Linked DNA regions of Mus musculus: region 2 is linked to region 1. The links are chromatin loops, found by intact Hi-C in ENCODE. Cell type or tissue: heart. All regions are shown on one strand.

Region 1 (5,000 bases):
AGAAGCAGATAGACGGACAGACAGACACATCATCATTATTATCATCATCCTTTAGGCTCACAGCATGAGCAGAGAGTGAAATTCCAGAAATCTCTAAGGGAGAAAAAGGGTGGCGGAGAGAGGTGCAGCAGGGAGGGAAGGCTGGGGAGGGACAAACAGACACACCAGTATACCACCCCAACCTTGCACAACTTAGTAACAACAGTACAATAGGATCAGGTCACCCTCATGACGGTGACGTCCGGGATTTGTGTTGGCTTTTCTTATTACCGAGGTAACAAAGCCTTTTGTGCTCAGGGCTGACAATTCAGGAGAAAATTGTGTTCTAGTTTTTGAATAGCAAAAGTACCTATGAGTACCACATGGAGATAGGGAGAGCACGTGGGGAGGCAGCTACAGAAAGGACGCACGTAAGGGGCACACACAACGGAAGTGGGAAAGGGCTTCAGTGGGACAGGGAGGCAGAAGAAAGACAAGCAGAAGGTGACCAAAAGACAGAGAGACAGGAGCACTCCAGTGTCCTAAGAGGACTCCAGAGTGGCGGTCAGATTCAGTGAAACTCGAATGAAGAAGTGACTGAGGAGGGACGCAGGGCAGAAGCAGACTGGGGCAGGGAGAGACCAGTGGTAGTGACAGAGGTGGAGAGGGACAGAGTCCTGGGCAGATAATAAGAAAGCCTGAGACAAGGCGGAGGGGCAGGCAGCTGGGAGCAGAGCACATACAGCCCTGGGCCTGCACTGTCAGCTGATGCTGCGGACACTCTCAGGGACCATCGCCCTGGGAAAGGGGGCACTAGGATCTTCTGGCTTGCTCCCTGTATCTCCTACATGTTCCATGTTTTCCTGGAAAGAAAAGGGGTGCAGAACAAAGTGAAGCTAGAGAAACCCAGAGACGGGAGCCCCCCCCCCCCCCCACACACACCAGTGTACACACATACCTGCATAAGAGCACACAGGTATGGGAGGATTAGACGGAGGGACGTACACCAACAAGGCCAAGAGCCCTGGACCCCATGACTGTAGCACTCAGTCCACAAAGTGTTGATCCATCACCTGTCCTCTGTACAGGCTTCTGAGTTAGGTTAGGCTGCAGCCTGCTCCTTTGGAGTTCAGGCTCAACTGTGGTATTAAGTCTAGTCTGAGCCAGGGGCAAGGCAGGCAAGGGTCCTCTGGAAGCCAGTCCTAGAGCCCCAGGGGGAGGGCAGGGCGGGCAGAAAGAAGAAGGTGCTGAGAGCTGTTTGCCATGTCCAGGACTACTCAAACTTGCAAGAGCAGAAGTACACAGTGTGGGAGGGCACGGGTGGCAAGCCACACACACACACACACACACACACGAGCCAGCATCGCTGGATGAAGAGGAGCAGAGCCTGACTGGGGAAATGAGTGGAGACCCATGAGGCATGAACAGTCAGATGTGGCACATCTGGAAAAAATGAGCTGGAAGGAGATAGGCCAAGAGGAGAAGGAAGAACAGGCAGCAGAGAGAGAGAGAGAGAGAGAGAGAGAGAGAGAGAGAGAGACTGAAGACAGGGCAAGGAAAGGTGCTGACAGCTCAGCCCGCACACCAAGAACCAGGAGGGAAGAATGGGGACATGCAGGTGCGGAGGGTAGGGGCCCGAGAGCCATGGAAGGGGACATGGTACAGCAGCCCTCCCAAGCAGTGCTTTATATATACAGAGGAAATCGAGGGAAGAAGCACTTGTGAACACACACACACACACACACACACACACACACACACACACACACTGAAGGAAAGATAAAAGCCTGGCTCCCAGAGAAGAAAAACAAGATCCCCTGGAGAAGGCCAGAGGGACTCCCACACAACACCCCCTCGACTCTCCCCCTTAAATATCAAAAGAGTCCGGAGGACTAGAGCAGATAAGAAAACAGTACAGTCCTATGGACAGGCAGATAGACAGTCCTACTGAGAGAAGAGAGACCTATCTTCTCCAGCAGCATCTCCTGTGCACACATGCATCTCTGGTGCTCACTCATGTCCAGAGCCATCCAGCTAACACTAAGACATGAGAAAGGGGGCAGACACTGAGGAGGGCTGGCCTGGGACATGTCCCTCAGGAGGGCTGGCACGGGACACGCCCCTTTTCTCCACAGGTGCTGAAGGAGAGCCCCTCTTGGCACTTGAACACTACTTGGTTCATGGGACTCCGATGGACTTGCGGACGCTTCCAGCACACAGCCTGGTGGAGGCTGTTCTTGAAGCTCTTCCCCAGGGATACCTCAGAGGGAGGATGCTAAGCGCGTAGGTGTCAGACAGTTAAGAGACCCGAAGCATCGGAACCATTCACAGGTCTGGGGAGGGGACTTGCAGCCAGACGACAGCCCAAGGAGGGTCAGGCCTGACCCTATGGCCAGGGAAGGTGTCAGGTACAATGGTCCTGAGGGCAAGGTGTGTGACTGCCCATCGTATGGTGGTGACATGCCATCCCAGCTGGTGACAAAGGAGAGTGAGGTGTGGAACGTATGCCACCAAAAGGCTAAGGCCTGAACTGCACCCACCCCAGAGCTCCAAGGGACAGAGTGGACTGAAGCAGAGGAGGGACAAACCGAGGGGACTGAGGAAGAGCTGGTGTCTAGAGAGGGTGACAGAGAGATGGGGGCTAGGTGGCCAGCCAAGGGTAGCGGGAGAGACCATCAAAGAGCAGCAGTGATGCTTGGGAGTGCAGCAGTGTCAGCCAGGAAAGGAGACTGTGAGCCACTGACTCAGAGGGCCACAGTCCACAGCCAGCCTGGGTGACCTGGATCATCCCGGCCAGAGTGTGGCTGCTAAAAATAGCAAAGGTCATGGTCCTCTTGATAAGGAGTGAATCAGGAAACTCCCAGTCTCCCACGGGGGAGAGCCTGAACCCACCAGAGTCACATGGTACGTCCAACGGCCAGTGTGCTGATGGGGGACAGACAGGGAGGGGGACAGGCGAGTGGCGGTGTCCCCACACACTAGGAACACTCTCTTCCAGAAGGTGATTACAGGTTGTATGGATTTCATCTGGATTTCAAAGTTTTTAATTAAAAAAAGAAATAGCAAAATACATTGGAATTCAAAAAGTAGGGGCAAGAGGGCGGCAGTATCACAGAAAGTGCGGAGGCCCTGAGGCTTGGACAGGTGGAGGCTCAGGGAGCTAGGAAGCAGGTTGTCCCTGAGGAGAACAAAACCTGGAGGGACAGACTGGAGGTTGAGAACCAGTGGGGGCTAGGGGGGAGGCAACATGTAAGGAAGAGACACAGAGGCTACACCTAAAGGGGACCCCATTATTTGACAGCTGTGAAGTCAGACAAAGGGTGTCTTGCTAAGGACAGCAGGACCCCAGGGAAGGCCTCTCTGAAGAGGAGACACAGGAGCAGAGACCTAAAGGAGGCAGTGAGAGCAGGCAAGCCTCTGGCAACTGGTTCCAGGCAGGGAGAACCGTATGCATGAAGGTCCTGAGGTAGAAGCAGCTCATCACATTTAAGTAAAGGTTGGGCAGAGGAAAACAAGGGCTAGTGGCAGAAGAGGCTGGAGACCAGGACGAGCAGCTGGCCAAGGAAAGCTGGTGTCTTCCCGTACATGTGGTTAGTACTGGGAACTGCATTCTGTGATGGGGTGCCCTAGAGACCTTAGGGAGAACAGGTGAAGAAAAGAAAAAAAGTCCACGAGAAGCCCCAAGCAGTTCCATCCCTGTGGGACTGGATGGAATATTCAGATGAACCCCAAAAGTTCTTCCAACACTGGCTCTGCAGCAGAGGTAACCAGAGGGGAAGGGGGCAGAGTGAGGAGCTACGGGGAGAAGCAACAGGGAACAGACAAAGGCTGGAAGGAAGAAGAAAGCTTAGGAAAGAGGGAGAAAGGGAGGGAGGGAGGTAGGGAGGGAGCTAGAGAGCTGGTAGAGTGGGAGCTTCAAGGCGAGGCGAGACCCCCCCCCCAACTCCACCAGGGCTCAGGATGACGCATGCACGCAAGCTGAGCCCACGCTCAGCCATCTCAGTCAGAGCTATGACGCACTTCACTGCCTGAGAGGCCGCCAGGCACAGACATTGACATGCAAGCCCTAGCAAAGTCCCCAGGAGAGGGGCTACAAGGAAGAAGGCCACAGGGAAGGAGTAGGCAGGACAGCAGGGTGGTGAGTTCACCACAGAGAAAAGGAAGACACCTCACCACCCAGACAGAACACAGACACCCAAGTCACCACTTACACTGACAGAATGACCAGTGACCCACATAAAGATGGGCAAATAAGGCCAGCTGGGTCTACACCCCAATGCATGGAGTGCCAGATGCATGCCCATTGACACATGTAAGCTATATGTATACTGACCCACAGAGAGAAAGTCCAACACCCAGAGGTGACAGACTCCAATCTTCTGTCTGGGGCCAGAGCTCACAGAACCTCCCTCAGACACCAGACACACCCCAAGGATGGACGCAGAGAAGGGAAGGGAAGCAGAGGACATTGGGAGATGCAGATGAGGAGAGTGAGGCAGAACACGTGCTGTGTGGCCTCTCCAGCCCAAGCCAATTATCTACCTCTCGGGGCTGCCCCAACAGACACTAGTCAGTTGTTGAATAGCCCGATAGCCTGGTGAAGGGAGACCACGGGTAGCCCCTGTACCAGGCAGGTGACAGGTGTCAGGGAAGCTGGGCCCCAGAGGGGAGGCAGGATCTATTAGGGAGGACTCATAAATAGGACATAGAGGGTATGTCAATCAAGTTGGGGTTCTGAGTGAGGTGGTCGGGGCTATACTAGGGGTCTGTAGGCAAGACCAACACAAAAGTGGGGTTGCTTAGTGTAAATTAGGAGTGTTGGGAGACCTGGACTTGGGTGACAGATACCAGAGTGGTTCCTTCAGAGAGGGTGCTGAGCCCTGAAGTAGGGACAGGGTTGTTGGGCAAGGAGGAGGAGCAAGAAGGGGCTCTGGGGGGTAGAGGAGGCTGGGTTGGTGTTCCTGGAGGCTGCAGACAATTACAGCAGGGTGAGGAGAAGGGAGAAGGCCCACAAGCTCATG
Region 2 (5,000 bases), 60 kb before region 1:
CCATCCCAACCTTTCACTGATCTGAGAGCTTGCTCTGCACACACACAAAGTAAACATTCTTTCTCCCTGGGCTCAAACACACAAGCACCACTAAATACAGAGCTGGCATAATTAGCTGAAAACAAATTAGAATCTCTCCAAATGACACTTTAATTAAGGAAGCAAAGCATGAAGACATTCTCCCTGTTAGAGGTGGAGTGATGTGAGCCCAGCTGCTGTCTCCTGTACCAGAGTCCTGCATCCCATCCCTCCACAGGTTTGTGGATCTGCTTCTTGGGCATGGGTGCTTTGAAAGAGTTCCCCATGCTGAGAGCTTGCCTGAGGCTGCATCTTGACTCCCTCTAGTATCTTTACAACACAGCCATGCTGGTCCCTGACATTCTTGCTCTTTAACAGAGAAGCACCCGTTCATTCCCTCAGTTCTCCTCCTCCATCAGTTGGCTCTGACTCTACTCTGTTTTGAGCAACCTTCTCTTGGCAGTGAAGGAGAAATAGGATGCTGGGTCTGCACGTTTTCACTTTTAGCAGACGTCACCATTGCCCGCCATGGTTTCTGAACCAGACAAGGATCTAGCCAGAGGCCTCGAGACTTTAATCTCTACACTGTGAGCAGTCCTCAGTATTTGCCAATTGGATGGGTGAAAAAGTTAAATCCCTTTTTAAATTTGTCTTTTCCTGTTTGCCAGTGAGCTTTTCATGTGTACACTGGGCGTCTGTATTATTCCCGCTCCGAACTGTCAATTTTTCTCGAGCTCTTCAGCTCATTGACCTGTAGAATGTCCTGATGTAATCCAGATAGTAAGCTTTTGTGCTTTTGGACAAATGTTTCTCTGAGCGTGTCTGTTGCTCTCAGCTCACTGTAGAACCTTGCCTTAGACAGAAGTTGCCAGTTTCAATCAAATGCGTCTCCTCTGTCTCCACTGTTCCTTGTTGAATATATATCATGTTTGATTGAGATAGAGCCCTTATTCTCCTCTAATGGTTTCACAGGTTTGTTCTTGGCTCTTTCTTGCATCTGGAATATATTTCTATGATAGAATTGAGACAGTGTCTAGCCTTTCTCAAAACGGACAGCCAATTATCGGAGCACAATAGAACGGGTCAGCACATTCATCCTGTCTCCGCTCTCCCTAGAGTGAAGCCGCACAGCTAGGGGACTTGGAGGCCCCTGGTTATCTGGGGTTTTGGTTTGGTTTTGTTTAGGTTTTTTTTTTTTAACTAATCTGTTTATTCCTGTCAGTAGCAGACTTTAATTTGTCATTACTCTTTACCACCTTGTGATATCTGTGAAGTAAAATGCCACATTTCACTATGCTTCCTCCCAGCTGCCTCAGCCTGCTCCTCTCTCCACACAGACTCTGAAAGCTGCTTGTCAGATACTGTGAATTCCGAGATTAATTTGGGGGAAACTGACATCAGTATAATACTGTGCCGTTCACTGCAGGGACGAGGCAGAACTCTGTTTGTCCAGCCGCTCACTACATGTCACACACACACACACACACACACACACACACACACACACACACACACACTGCTTTTTCCTCAGAAACTTGTGGCTTTCCTCCTGGGTTGATTTCTTTGGTTTCCATTATTGTCATGAATGAGTTTTCTCTACTCCCCGCCCGTTTTGTTTGGCTTTTGTTTGCTACATTTCTTTTTAATCTACTTTCTAATCGCTGCACTTCATTCACAGACACACACAAAGTAAATGTTCTCCCTCCCTGGGCACAAACTCGCAAGCACAGCCAGCACAGGGCCAGCGTAATTGGCTGAAAATGAATGGGAATTTTTTCAAATTAAAGTTTAATGACACAAGCGAAACATGAATCCATGCTCCTTTTTAAGAACCAGAACACCACTGCTGGAGCTGCTGGTCCCTTCTGGCCACCTGCTTCCATCCCGTTCCCTTCCCCGTCCCCTGTGGCAACCGCGGGGATGGGCTTGGTGTGTACTTTCCTAGACCTTTCTAAAAACTTGTAAATATGTATCCAGGCGCCCACAGGAAATACAGAATTCTGCTGTCGATAGTGTTTGCATTGAGTGAACCCCAGGGCTGTAGAAGGTCAGTGTTCCTGAGCATCCTAATGTGGCCATGGGGGAAGGGTGGGAGCAGAGAAAATGGAGCAGCTGCGGACCAACGGTGGACCGAGGAAGAAAGAGACAAATAGATTCCTTCCAAGTCAGCGGTAACCAGAATGGAACTTGAAACAGTGTGTGGGCATGGCATTCTTAGGGGGTAGCTAGCTCTCAAAGGCCCTAAAGCTTAGTCCATCACGTGGGGCGTAGTCAGTCTTACAGATAAGAAAAGGGCGTAGCCGGTACAGTTTTGAGACTTGTGAGTTCATTTCCATGTCGTGGGACTTACAAGGGTAGCTTCAGGGCCCCACTTTGCTCCCTCGAAGAGATGTGCTGGTAGCTCTCTTGGCCTCCTTTCCCTTTCTGTCTAGTGCCGCTGCTGGGTGAAAACATGAAGCTTGGAACCCTGACAGCCAGCTTGTGATCCGGAGGGGAGGAGACGGCTGACTCGGAGCCAGCGTAACTGCAATCGCTGACTTCTGGATTGTTCACACTCGAATAAATGTTCTTGCTCTTAGCTGCTCTTAGATGGGATGTTCTTTCTAAAGCACCTTTCCTAACACAGGAAGTTTTAGACCTGGGGGACAGCTTTAAGGAGTGGAGTCCCTCACGGGGTGAGAGGCTAGAGGCTTTTCCTTCCTGCCTTCCACTCCGTGTCCATGTCGGCCAGCTCTCTCCCTTAGGCCTCCTGCTTCTCCCTACATAGCACCGGTGGATTTGGAGAGTGCCAGTGTTTCACATCCCTCAAGATCATAACAAAGACACCATACTCTGGAGACTAAAGCAGGGGAAATGTGAGTTGGAGACCAAAGTGGGTTCCATAGTGAGACCTTATTTTCAAAAAAGGCATGGCTGTCAGAGCCTGTGCAGGAGGCACTCAAGGACCTCTGGTCACATCCTTCAGCAGCCTCCAGGAACCAGACAGCAGGGCCCACCTCAGCATGTTACAAGATCCAAAGAAAAAGTGCCCCCAAAAATGCTTAGCCCAGGGCCAGTACCAGAACCAGGCAGGTATATCCCCGTCAAGGTGTGAGTCCCAGAATTCTGGCCCAGTGCTCCTATGAAGCAGCTCGAACCTGGCCAGGCAGCGATGGTCAGCAAAGGCAGGTTCCATAATAGAAGGTGAATTCCAGTGAGGATGGAAAAGAGCTGGAGGCCCAGAGCCAGCTGTGCAGAGGGAGAATGTTAGGTGGAAGATAACCCAGGAGCAGCCATGGAGAGGAGCCTCCCCAGACAGCTACTGAGTTTAGGCTCACCACACATCTTCACCCCATCCTGCTCAAACAGCCAGACTTCCCCTAACTATCCTCCATCCACTTCCAGTCTCTTTCTCACCACCATGCCTGCCCTTCTCCCCACAGCTCATCTGTGGGATCGTTTGCTCTGGCCCTAGAGATGTGCACCTGGCTGGGTTATTTCCTCCAGCCACTGTTGTCCCCCTGACGGCAGGCAGCCCACAGCACTGCCCTGTGCTTTCCTTATTGCCTGCTTGCTGGGCAAACAGCAGGCCCTGACCAGTCACCTTGCAGCAGGACCCTTGGTCTTCTAGACCATGCTAGGAGCCATTGGTCATCCAGTGACCATTCTGGCCTGAGAAGATCTAGGTAAGGTCCTCCTGTCTCCATAGGGTTCCTCTCCCATTGGTCAGTCAAACATTTCCATTTGGGCAGAAAGAGGTTGTTCATGTTCATCCCTTTTAAAATTAATTTACCTTTTAGTGTGTGTTAGCACATGCACCCGAGCTAAGGGTTAACCTGAAGCAGTGTTTTTTAGAAGCCACCTACCTTGGGTATTTTCATACAGAGTCTCTCACAGCCTAGGCCGAGAGCCACCAGGATCTATCCATCTTCACCCTGCTGACGCTGGGATCACAGACCAGTACTCCCTTACCCAGCCTTGGAGGGTGCTGGAGGTCCAGCTCAGGTCCTCAAGTCTACAGTAAGCACTTTGCTGGCTGAGCAACTCTGTGCCTATCCTTGATTTCCTCCTAATACCCAGCTGTTAGCCAGATGCCTTCCCTGTTGTGGGTTTCAAAAGACTTTGAAGCTCTGGTGACATCCATGTCCTCCTCAGAACTCAGGAGAATGTCAGAGCCCATTGTCCAGCCTGCAGAGGTGCTCACTGTCCCTGCCCACCTTCTGTGTGCATGCCTCCACTGTGGGGAAGGTTCTTCCTGAGGGAGGAGGCTGGCGTTAGTGGCCTCTTTGCCCAAACACCATGTGGCAGAAAGGATGCTCTGGAATTGCTGACACAGGGTCATCAACAGCAGCCCACATAGTGGACATGTGGAGGTAGCTCGAGGACGTGCCTGGTCCTGCTGAGCCTCTTGGACACTAAGTCCCATCAAGCCTCCAGAGGACTGCAGCCCTGCTGCCATCTCATGCAGTTGGCACTCTACACAGCCCTGTAAGCCTCAGAGCCTTTACATGTACATTTGCATGCCATGGAAGGTTGGGGCAGCTTGTTACACACCAAAGCAAAACTTGACAAGGAGCAGGCTGACCATCAAGCAATGCATAAAACAATACTACACTACATGACACATAAGTGGACCATTACAATACCATATGGGAACTGCAATAGTAGGACATTTGTATGGCACAGAATATCCCAGGTTAGATTATTGGTCTGACTTCTTTAAAATGAGCAGACAGATGTAAAGAGAACCAGAAAGACACTGTAGGCAGAGGGAACAGCACATGAAGGACACCATCAGAACAAGAGAATTTCAAGACTCTTGTGGTCCTGGAAAGTGGAAGAAAGAAAATGAGATTCATGTGTCTAAGCAGGCAGAGCCCAGGCCCTGGAGGGCCTCATGATATCATGTGAAGACATCTGGTCACTGTCCTACAGTCAGTAGGACCATGAAGGGTTTTCCACCAGTGACAGGTCTGTGATTTGAGAGGATCACTCTGGTGGCA

What was found. Hi-C counts contacts between places; a loop is a spot of excess contacts. Peaks named below come from ENCODE experiments on the same cell type or tissue, not always from the same donor. Only the 100,000 strongest peaks of a DNase experiment are listed, where the experiment ranks them.
Region 2: a loop joins it to region 1, with 2.6 times the contacts of the local background. A loop is called at or near these places in 6 of 42 quality-filtered maps.

What each region holds. Positions count from the first base shown.
Region 1 is chr2:157,477,828-157,482,827 of GRCm38, reverse strand. No RefSeq gene overlaps it. Among named protein-coding and RNA genes, the nearest start is that of Gm14279, 43 kb to the left of the region's middle. In heart, a CTCF peak has its summit at 2,499; no DNase peak of the experiment used is centred here; H3K4me3 peaks cover 471 bases; H3K27ac peaks cover 2,075 bases.
Region 2 is chr2:157,537,757-157,542,756 of GRCm38, reverse strand. No RefSeq gene overlaps it. Among named protein-coding and RNA genes, the nearest start is that of Gm14279, 17 kb to the right of the region's middle. In heart, no CTCF peak of the experiment used is centred here; a DNase peak (open chromatin) is centred at 2,446.